Linked DNA regions of Homo sapiens: regions 2 and 3 are each linked to region 1. The links are chromatin contacts, found by Hi-C in ENCODE. All regions are on one chromosome and are shown on one strand. Each heading gives the region's core, a stretch centred on a gene start or an enhancer-like site at or near the end of the contact. The rest is flanking DNA. Distances are from core to core; before and after follow the strand shown. Region 1 holds the start of LINC00938 (long intergenic non-protein coding RNA 938). Region 2 holds the start of DDX23 (DEAD-box helicase 23). Region 3 holds the start of YAF2 (YY1 associated factor 2).

Region 1 (2,700 bases), core at 31-2,530:
GGCTCCGCGGGGCCCTCGCACACATTCACGCGCGGCCTCGGCCGCTGAGGCCGGGGCGTCCCCGGGCAGAAGCACCGGCGGCAGCTGAGCCGCTGCGCGCCGCCCGCCTGCTTCCCTCCCCGCCAGCCTCCCTCTCTGCCGCCGCCACGGCCTGGCAGCCAGTGCCACACAGCGACCCCCGAGGGCTGGCCGCGGCACTGCGCCTGGCTCCACACCGCCCCGGCAGATCCTCGCGGGGAACAATAGACTCGACTCGCCGGGCTTAGGGTTCGTCTGCAATGTGCCGCACATTTCACACGCACACAAAGCCGGCGGAAAGGGGGGCGGTGCGGGGAAACGGCCACTACCGGTTGTTCCAGGGTTAGGGGTGGAGGCGATGTTCGCGTCCCCGGCCCGGCTGTTGGAAGGGCCGCCTCGGAGTCCCCGCCCGCCCGACAGAACCGGTGTGGCGCTCTGAAGGGAAAGGAAGCTCACCGGGGTAGCCCCTCACGCTACGCAACATTCACAGATCGGAATAAAGTCAATTTGTTACCTTCTGTTTTTGTAAAATCTAAAGGAATCGGCTTTTATGAGCCGTATGCTAGTATTTTGGGGCCTGGTTAGCACATTTTCTATGAATTATCCACACGCTAACTTTAGCAAACTATACGTTAAATACAATGTGAACTGTCTGTCCTAGTTCTGTGGAAATAGAGTAATGCTCTTAATTCATCTTGCCGCTGGTTGGCTTCACATATCAAACTGGAGTATTCTATGAGCAAAGTTATGCAAACTAACTAAACTGGTTGGGAAGCAATCTATCGAACTTCGACAATAATAATTAAGGTTTACATTTTTATAGTAAGGTCTCTTCAAGATTGCTGCGTTTAAAATAAATACCGAATAAAACGTTTTTCCTTGCTTTCAAATGTCTTAAATGTAATCCTCGTTTAAAATATTTTGAAGGTTAAAAAAACCCTTTGCTTAAATGAGTCAAAACATCTCAACAAATACTACCACCTAAATTTGCATTTACGAGGGGTGTTGGAGCCGGCTCTTTGCTACAAATGTTAATTAAGATTACAGTACGTGAAACGTATTATTATTCCCATTTTAGTGACGGCCACCACGGGCAAAGTCACTGCCTAACCCAAGGTCACAGGGTAGTAGGGGTCTGGATGGGTTATTTCAGGTAGTCGTTCCAATGGGAACATTGCTTTGGAGGTGAAAAATTATGTAATATAGTGCAGCTTGCTTCCGGTGCTCACTCTAGGAAACGGACTTATTTCCCAACTAAAGTTTGTCTCTTAAGTGGGGTCGGAATAAGGTTGTGGCTAGGAAGATCCTGACAACCCAGGGCCAGTGAGTGTCTCGGAAGCCTGTGAGGGGCGGAGACCCGGCCCGGGGAGGTGGAGAAGCTCGCCGGCCGCGGAAGACTAGGGGTGAGGCTGCTGCGAGGAAGACCCGGTCAGCTGTCCCTTCCCCCATCGGTCCTCTTAGGGGAAGTGGAGATGTGGGCCTCGGAGCTGCGTGGCCCGGGCTGTGCGGATTCCCTAAACGCCGCACTTGCGCACAGCCCCTTACGTAACCGTCAGTGCCGGGGATTCCCTGGAGGGGGTCATTCTATTCAACCATTATACACACCCCGGGCTCCTGCCGCCGCGCCGCCGCCGCCTCACAAAATGGCGGCGCCCATAGAGGAGACCGCGGCCGCCTCCCCGGCCCCATTTTGTGGGAGGCGAGAGATCTGTCAACATGGAAAACCTCTGCTGAGGATGCATCCGAGTTTGGAAACCCCACTTAAGGGATGGAGCCTGGGGGATCACATTAAACGGAAAATGCCAACGACTTCTACCACCTCTACGCGTTTTTAGTTTTTCATTTTCTCGAAGGAAGCGCCAGAAGCCTGTGGAGTAATTGTAACTAGAGGGAGAACGGAAAGCTGAGGTGACTGCTCCGGGGACTTGGCGCGGCGCCTTGGTGGCTTTGGTTGCTCTTCCACGCTCCCGGCAGCTGACCAGAATCTCTTGGAGGGTCTCCTGGGCCACCTCGGCCGCGCCAGTCGTGCAGTGAGACTTCTGTAGTTTTAAAATGCCACAGTCCACGGCCCGGTCGGCACCGCTCGCCTGAATCGTGGGCTTTGGGAACCTTGGAGGCTGCTGCTCCAGGAACTCGCGGTCGGCCGGGAGCCGGGGAGCTTCGTTGCTGGGAGCGGGCGGTATTCGCGGACTCCGGCGGCCCTGGCGGGTCGCGGCCGGGATCCGAGCCGGGGATGACGATGCTGATGGAGCTGATGGGGCAAGAGTGGGAACGGAGGCACGTACACTGAAATTTAAGTCATCCAAGTTGGGACTTAAGATAGCAGGTTAATATTGTCTCAGGCGAGACTTAGAACGTCTTTTCTGGTATCCCAGTCTGCAGTGGGCAAATCTATTGTCTTTATTTCTCATTTAAGGGCAGAATGGAGGGATGACATATTTTTACTTTTCAAGAGGCGGTTGCCACTTTTAAGTCACTGTTGTGTGTGTGTGTGTACATACACAAACATACGATAGTGTGTTTTCAGAGCAAGTATCAAAGGCTAAAGACTTGGAGTGATACTAGTGTTTAAAAGCCTTTTTAAAAAAATTAAGATGTGATGAGAAACTGGAGAATTGACTTTTAAAAATTTCTTTTCTGTAGAAGAGGCTATCTTCAAAATGGAGTCCTAAAGTATATCTG
Region 2 (2,700 bases), core at 105-2,604, 3.1 Mb before region 1:
CAATAAAAAGTGGCTGCAGTTTTTGAAGATTCTGGCCTACCATGGTTGGTCTGATTCTTAGTTTAATCTGTGAATCTGTGAGTCGAGCGCCCTCTCGTGCTTTTGTGGTGAATTACACCTAACAGATCTCAGAGCTCTCTTCTTTCCCTTGCGTTCTCTCTGGAGTAGAAGCTGGGAGGTGAAAGGCTGCAGGTTCTAAGAGAAGTGTGTGTCTCCGAGGGTTACTTTGGGCCATTGTACGTGATGCTCAGGGCTTTAGGATTACTTGGGTCTATCCTGAGGCTCTGCTTGAGAGCTTGGGCATATTCAGAGAGAAAAGGCAGACCTACAGCCATGTGGAATTGAAGCAACAAACCTGCTGCTGGCAAAATGGGAAGGGAGGTCCGAGATACTTCTGGTTATCTAAACCGTTTCCGCAACTGCAATGTTTTGTTTTGTTTTGAGGGAAAGAGTTATGAACCCATAAGACCAAAGAGAAACACAAAGTGAACTTACGATTTGAGGTTAAAACAACAACAACAACATCAACAACAACAACAACAGCAACAACAAAACTCAGTGGAAGACTGAAGTAGGGGAATCTGGGGGAAGAAAGAAGCAAAAATACCAAGATAGCTCAACAATTGGTCACATTCCAAAGGGCAAGAAATTGAGGAAACCAGGGTTCCATCTGGAATGTTGAGAAAACAGGTGCTAGAGCCCAGGAGATACCATCCTTCCGGGAGGACTTTAGAGCCCATTGTGTGGGCTCATTTGGAGCTGTAACAATAACTGGGGGTTGTTATGGCATTCACCCGGCTGCAGGGGCCAAGGTTGCTAAAACGTCCTCCTAAGCCTGGGATAGTTCCACACACAATGGAGAACTGCATCACCCTCCTTGTGAACCTACTCCGGTAACCTGATCTTTAGTTTGTCCAACTGTAAAATGGGGCTAGCCCCATTCTCACAGAATTATTATAAAAACCGCTTTTCCACGAATGGTATTTATTGTTACTGCGGTTGTTAGCTATAATTACGTACTACAGATATCTCAGGAAGCCCTTAAATTCCTCCACTGTAAGCCACGGGCAAGGACAGTCATAGACCGTAGTTTCTAGGAAGACCAGCCGATTCCAAGAAGGGTGCTCGGCGGGAGAACCTAATGCCGAAAGCCTATTGGCGAAAAACTCTTCCTTCCCGGACGCTAACGTCTGGCAAACCACATTGCCCGGCAGACCCCGCAGCCTGGGGCCGGCGCTCAAGTCATGCATTCTGGGATTGGTAGTTTCCAGGCCTCAGTGTCGGCCTGTGCCGCCCAGCTCCAGGAACTCGCCTTCCCAGCTTGCCTCGCGGCCGGGGGGGTGGGGGGTGTTCATCTCCGCGACCAGGAAACGGGAAAGATGGCGACGGCTCCGCGACGTTGAGGCCGCGTTGGGCGGTTCAGACTCAGGGTGGTGAGTCCCGGGCGGTGGAGGCGGTTCCCACGAGCTTACAGAAAGGGCTAGAGTCAGGGCACGGCGGTGGCCCCTGCCTCCTGGATGAGGCGGGAAAGAACGCCTCAGAGAAGGGGCATGAACCCGGGAAGCTCGGGCGGGCTGGAGTGAAGGGGCGCGGGCCCCAGGGGTAGTGTTGGCTCCTCCGGGCACAGGCCACGTCCCTGCACGATATTTTCCTCCCAGGACTCTGCCTATGGGCACAGCGCCTCTGATACCCCCAGTCTGACCTTATTCTTTCATGCTTAAAGTAGCCTTTGGTGCAGCCAAACTGGAACTCTGGCTTTTCTCTCGCAGTCAGTCCATGTTTTCCCGCCTCTGCGCCGGCCGTATTATTTCTTTTGCCGGGAATGACTTCTTTTCCGCGTCCTTAATTACATATCTTAAAATTCTACTTATACTTAAAAGCTCAAGCGTCACTTCCTCTTCCAAGCCTTCCACATCACCTTTTACAAGTGAAAGGAAACGCCTTTGAACACCTGTATTACTACATCTGAGCCTTGATACTCTTCTTGGTATGTGTCTCATACCCCCTATTGTTCTTTTTTTTCTTTTCTTTTCTTTTTTTTTTTGAGACGGAGTCTCGCTCTGTCGCCTAGGCTGGAGTGCAATGGCACGATCTTGGTTCTCTGCAACCTCCGCCTCCCGGGTTCAAGCGATTCTCCTGTCTCAGCCTCCCGAGTAGCTGTGATTACAGGCGCACGCCGCCACGCCCGGCTAATTTTTTGTATTTTTAGTAGAGACGGGGTTTCACCGTGTTCCCCAGGCTGGTCTCGAACTCCTGAGCTCAGGCAATCCACCTGTCTCGGCCTCTTAAAGTGTTAGGATTACATGCGTGAGCCACCGCGTCCGACCTCATAACCCTGTTGTTCTAAACACTTCCTGTGAACAGAATTTATTTTTGTAACTCACATAGCACCTAGCACTGTGCCTTGCGTACAGTAGATGCTTGTTAAATACGTCATTGAGTGAAAAAAAAGAATGTGCCCCTGCCCTGCAAGAACTGAGGACCTGAAGATCTGGAGGTTTGAGAGGAAGGCTGCTGGGAAGCATGGCCAGAGTCAGCCTGGTTATTTGGCCCTTGTGATAATAGAACCTGTAATAAAAGTTGCCTGTATTTACTGTCTTCTTCTCATTTTTCATTCTCTTCCAAACTCATTCCACTCAGGCTTCCATTCCCGCAATGCAACTGAAACAGCTCTTGTCAAGGTCACCAATAATCTCCATT
Region 3 (2,734 bases), core at 59-2,558, 3.5 Mb after region 1:
GCTATAAAATTATTTTACATGAATTCGGACTTGATGTAAACCTAGAAAGATGGACAGAAACAGCACAGTTAAAGAGGGATATACTTTATGCAGAAGTAACCCATGTGCATGAAGGAAGGGTTCTGGTAAGGGAATGAATTTCATCTGCACTCTTTGTCAGGAGGCAGCTTTCCTTATGGGAGAGGGAGGCAGAGGTAGGGAAAATGTGTGAAGCCTTTGAATGCCAGGCTAAGGAGTGTGGGCAAGTCGTTAGTGGTTCTTTATCAGAGTGGTGGCATAGTATTAACAGCATTTTATTATTAATCTGGTTGTGGATTACTGAATACATTGGGGAGGTAGAAGTGGAGCTTCGGAGACCAGTTAGATGGCTGTTGCTGGAGTCTGGAGTATGAGGACCTTTAGTATGTTGACGTAGAGACCTGGGAAGGTGTTCTTTTGTTAGCAGACAGCGTTGAGGGGACATGCAAACTCCTTATATTTAAAAAGGACTTATGAGTATATAGGGGTTTCTTTCAAAAGCAGCTACTGCAGAGGCCTGAGAGGCCAAAAGGGCGCGTTTGGAATTAAAACAGAGTTAGACTCTTGGCTTTGTCATTTTCTAATTATATAGCCTAGAGGAAGTCACCTAATCTCTCTTGAGTCTTGATTTCAATTCCTCTAAGTTAGGGTTGACAATCCCTACTTGTTAGAGCATCTGTGTGCATAAACCAGACAGTGCTTTAAGGCATGTAGCAATGGCGCTGCGTGTTGGTTCCCGCCTTCCCCCCGGTATACTGCAGGCGGGGGCTGGGTAGCTAAGGACAGCGGAGGCCAGGAAAGTCGTTCTACCTGGAGATCCCGGGCTGGCACTTCTGTCCAGACCTGGACAGGCCTCCGAACGCCGGCCGGCCCTACCTTGGACCAGGCTTCGCACGGGATGACGGAGCATCCCCTGCCAGTCGGTGGGACAGACGTTTTCCTCCTCAGAGGGGCTCTGGAGCGCGAGGCAGTCCCCGGCAGCCGGGGGTACCAAGGGGGCAACGGGGGAACAGCGCGGAGAGGCGGCGCCGGCGCCCGAGGCAGCCGCGGCCACCGCGGCCACCCCCGCACCGCCCGCCGGCTAACTCGCCGCGGGTGCTGGGCCGCGCTGGCCGCGTTTGAAGTCTCCGGCGCGGCTGCTGGTTGGCCGGCGAGGGTCACGTGCGCCCAGGCAGGAGTTTCCCCGACAGCTGGAGGCTGCGTGGGATCCGGCGGCGGCTCCCGAGCGCGGCGGTGCGGCCTTCCCCGCCCCCTCCCTCCCTCCTCCCCCGCCCGCTTCCGCCCGGCTTATTATCCTCCTTATTGACAAACAGAGCGGTCGCGGCGGCGACTCTCGGCGTGCGGTGATAGCCAAGCCATGGGAGACAAGAAGAGCCCCACCAGGTAACAGCGCCCGGGCCCCGGGGCCCGGACTGTGCGGGCGGCAGGGCCCTCGTGCAGGGCTTCGGGTGGCCGCCTCGCTAGCCGCCCGGGCACCGGGGCGAGCACGGGGGCAGCGCCGCTGGTGTGCGAGTGCTGCCGCTTGAGGGGGCCGGCGCCGGCCGCCCCACAATGGAGCCGCGATGGCGGCGGCGACCGGAGCGGCCGCCCGGGTGTCAGAGCGGCTGTGGCGGCGGCGACTGCGGCCGCGCTCGCGCCCTGCCTCTTCCTGACTCCCTTCCCCCTCAGCCGGAGCGCGGCGCGCCGAGGGCCCGCGGGGCGGGGGTCGCAGAATTGGGGCGGGGGGCGGGGCGGGGGCGGCCGCGGGGCCCGGGCACCGGGCGCGGCCTGCTGGTGACCCCGCGCCGCGTCGTGTCCGGGTTGTGTCCTGCAGGCCGAAGCGGCAGCCGAAGCCGTCCTCGGATGAGGGTTACTGGGACTGTAGCGTCTGCACCTTCCGGAACAGCGCCGAGGCCTTCAAGTGCATGATGTGCGATGTGCGGAAGGGCACCTCCACCCGGTGAGTCCCGGGCCTGCCCCTCGCGCCGCCGGCCGGCGGGGTGGCGACCAGAGGACGCCCTTGCGGCTGCCGCCCCCTCCCATGACACTGGCGGACCCGGCGGGAGGAGGCAGACGGAGGTGGCTGTGGCGATAGGAACTGGGTCACATTGATCGCAACCCAGGCGATGGTTTGCGGTGAGGGGTAATTGAAGAGGCTGTAACGTTTTTTGCTGCCAAGAGAGAATAAATTATTTAAGGGAGGCATTAGCTACTGCGATTTAATTCGTATCGCTGGGTGTAATGCCCCTCTCCCCATTCTGGGTATAAAAATGTTGGCTGCATTGTTGTGTTAGTGTGTGGGGATCAAGGAAAACCCATAAAATCTCTTTAGGAGCAAAGGATGTAATTTAATTTCGTTCCTAAAGAAAGAAAAGTATCTGATTGCAGAATACACAATATATTAAAACTTATTTTTCTACATGTACTTCTGGAAGGGTCAGATCAAGGTTTTATTTAGTGTTTTTATTCCAGTACTCTAATATTTTATAAATAAGTAGTTGGAGATGAGCCCAGTCACAGGAACAGATTTTTACTGAAAGTACCTTTATATCTTTAGTTTGATTAAATGGCAGTCTCTTAGACAAATGAGATGAAAAGATCTCTGCCTATTTTCAGACTTTATTTATTGTAAGCTTGCAGTATAATAACTCTGTCTTTTAAAAAATGACTTTGAATTAAGTGAATAAAGAAAATCATCCAGGAAATTCAGTCAGTGGCATTCTTAATCTGTCAGCAC

What was found. Hi-C counts contacts between places; a loop is a spot of excess contacts on that map. Pooled maps may share reads with other maps.
Region 2: a loop to region 1 is called in a pooled map, with 9 times the contacts of the local background. The contact joins the promoter of DDX23 here to the promoter of LINC00938 in region 1. A Hi-C loop is called at or near these places in 5 of 50 pooled maps.
Region 3: a loop to region 1 is called in a pooled map, with 11 times the contacts of the local background. The contact joins the promoter of YAF2 here to the promoter of LINC00938 in region 1. A Hi-C loop is called at or near these places in 2 of 37 single-sample maps with no recorded cell type and 15 of 50 pooled maps.

What each region holds. Positions count from the first base shown.
Region 1 is chr12:45,726,501-45,729,200 of GRCh38, reverse strand. It overlaps LINC00938 (long intergenic non-protein coding RNA 938), which reads left to right and starts at 1,280. Exons shown (of 1, transcript NR_028408.1): 1 at 1,280-2,700. RefSeq lists a silencer at 1-214 and enhancers at 727-1,689, 1,265-1,984, 1,690-2,652.
Region 2 is chr12:48,850,817-48,853,516 of GRCh38, reverse strand. It overlaps DDX23 (DEAD-box helicase 23), which reads left to right and starts at 1,354. Exons shown (of 17, transcript NM_004818.3): 1 at 1,354-1,433. It overlaps LOC105369755 (a long non-coding RNA gene), which reads right to left and starts at 1,796. Exons shown (of 2, transcript XR_944925.3): 1 at 1,703-1,796; 2 at 968-1,467. RefSeq lists enhancers at 220-429, 1,309-1,498.
Region 3 is chr12:42,236,822-42,239,555 of GRCh38, reverse strand. YAF2 (YY1 associated factor 2) reads left to right here and starts at 1,308. Exons shown (of 4, transcript NM_005748.6): 1 at 1,308-1,401; 2 at 1,832-1,957. The coding sequence starts at 1,376. LOC124902920 (a long non-coding RNA gene) reads right to left here and starts at 1,111. Exons shown (of 2, transcript XR_007063279.1): 1 at 829-1,111; 2 at 278-419. RefSeq lists silencers at 563-702, 893-1,132, 1,183-1,562, 1,663-1,732, 1,853-2,182 and an enhancer at 1,516-2,017.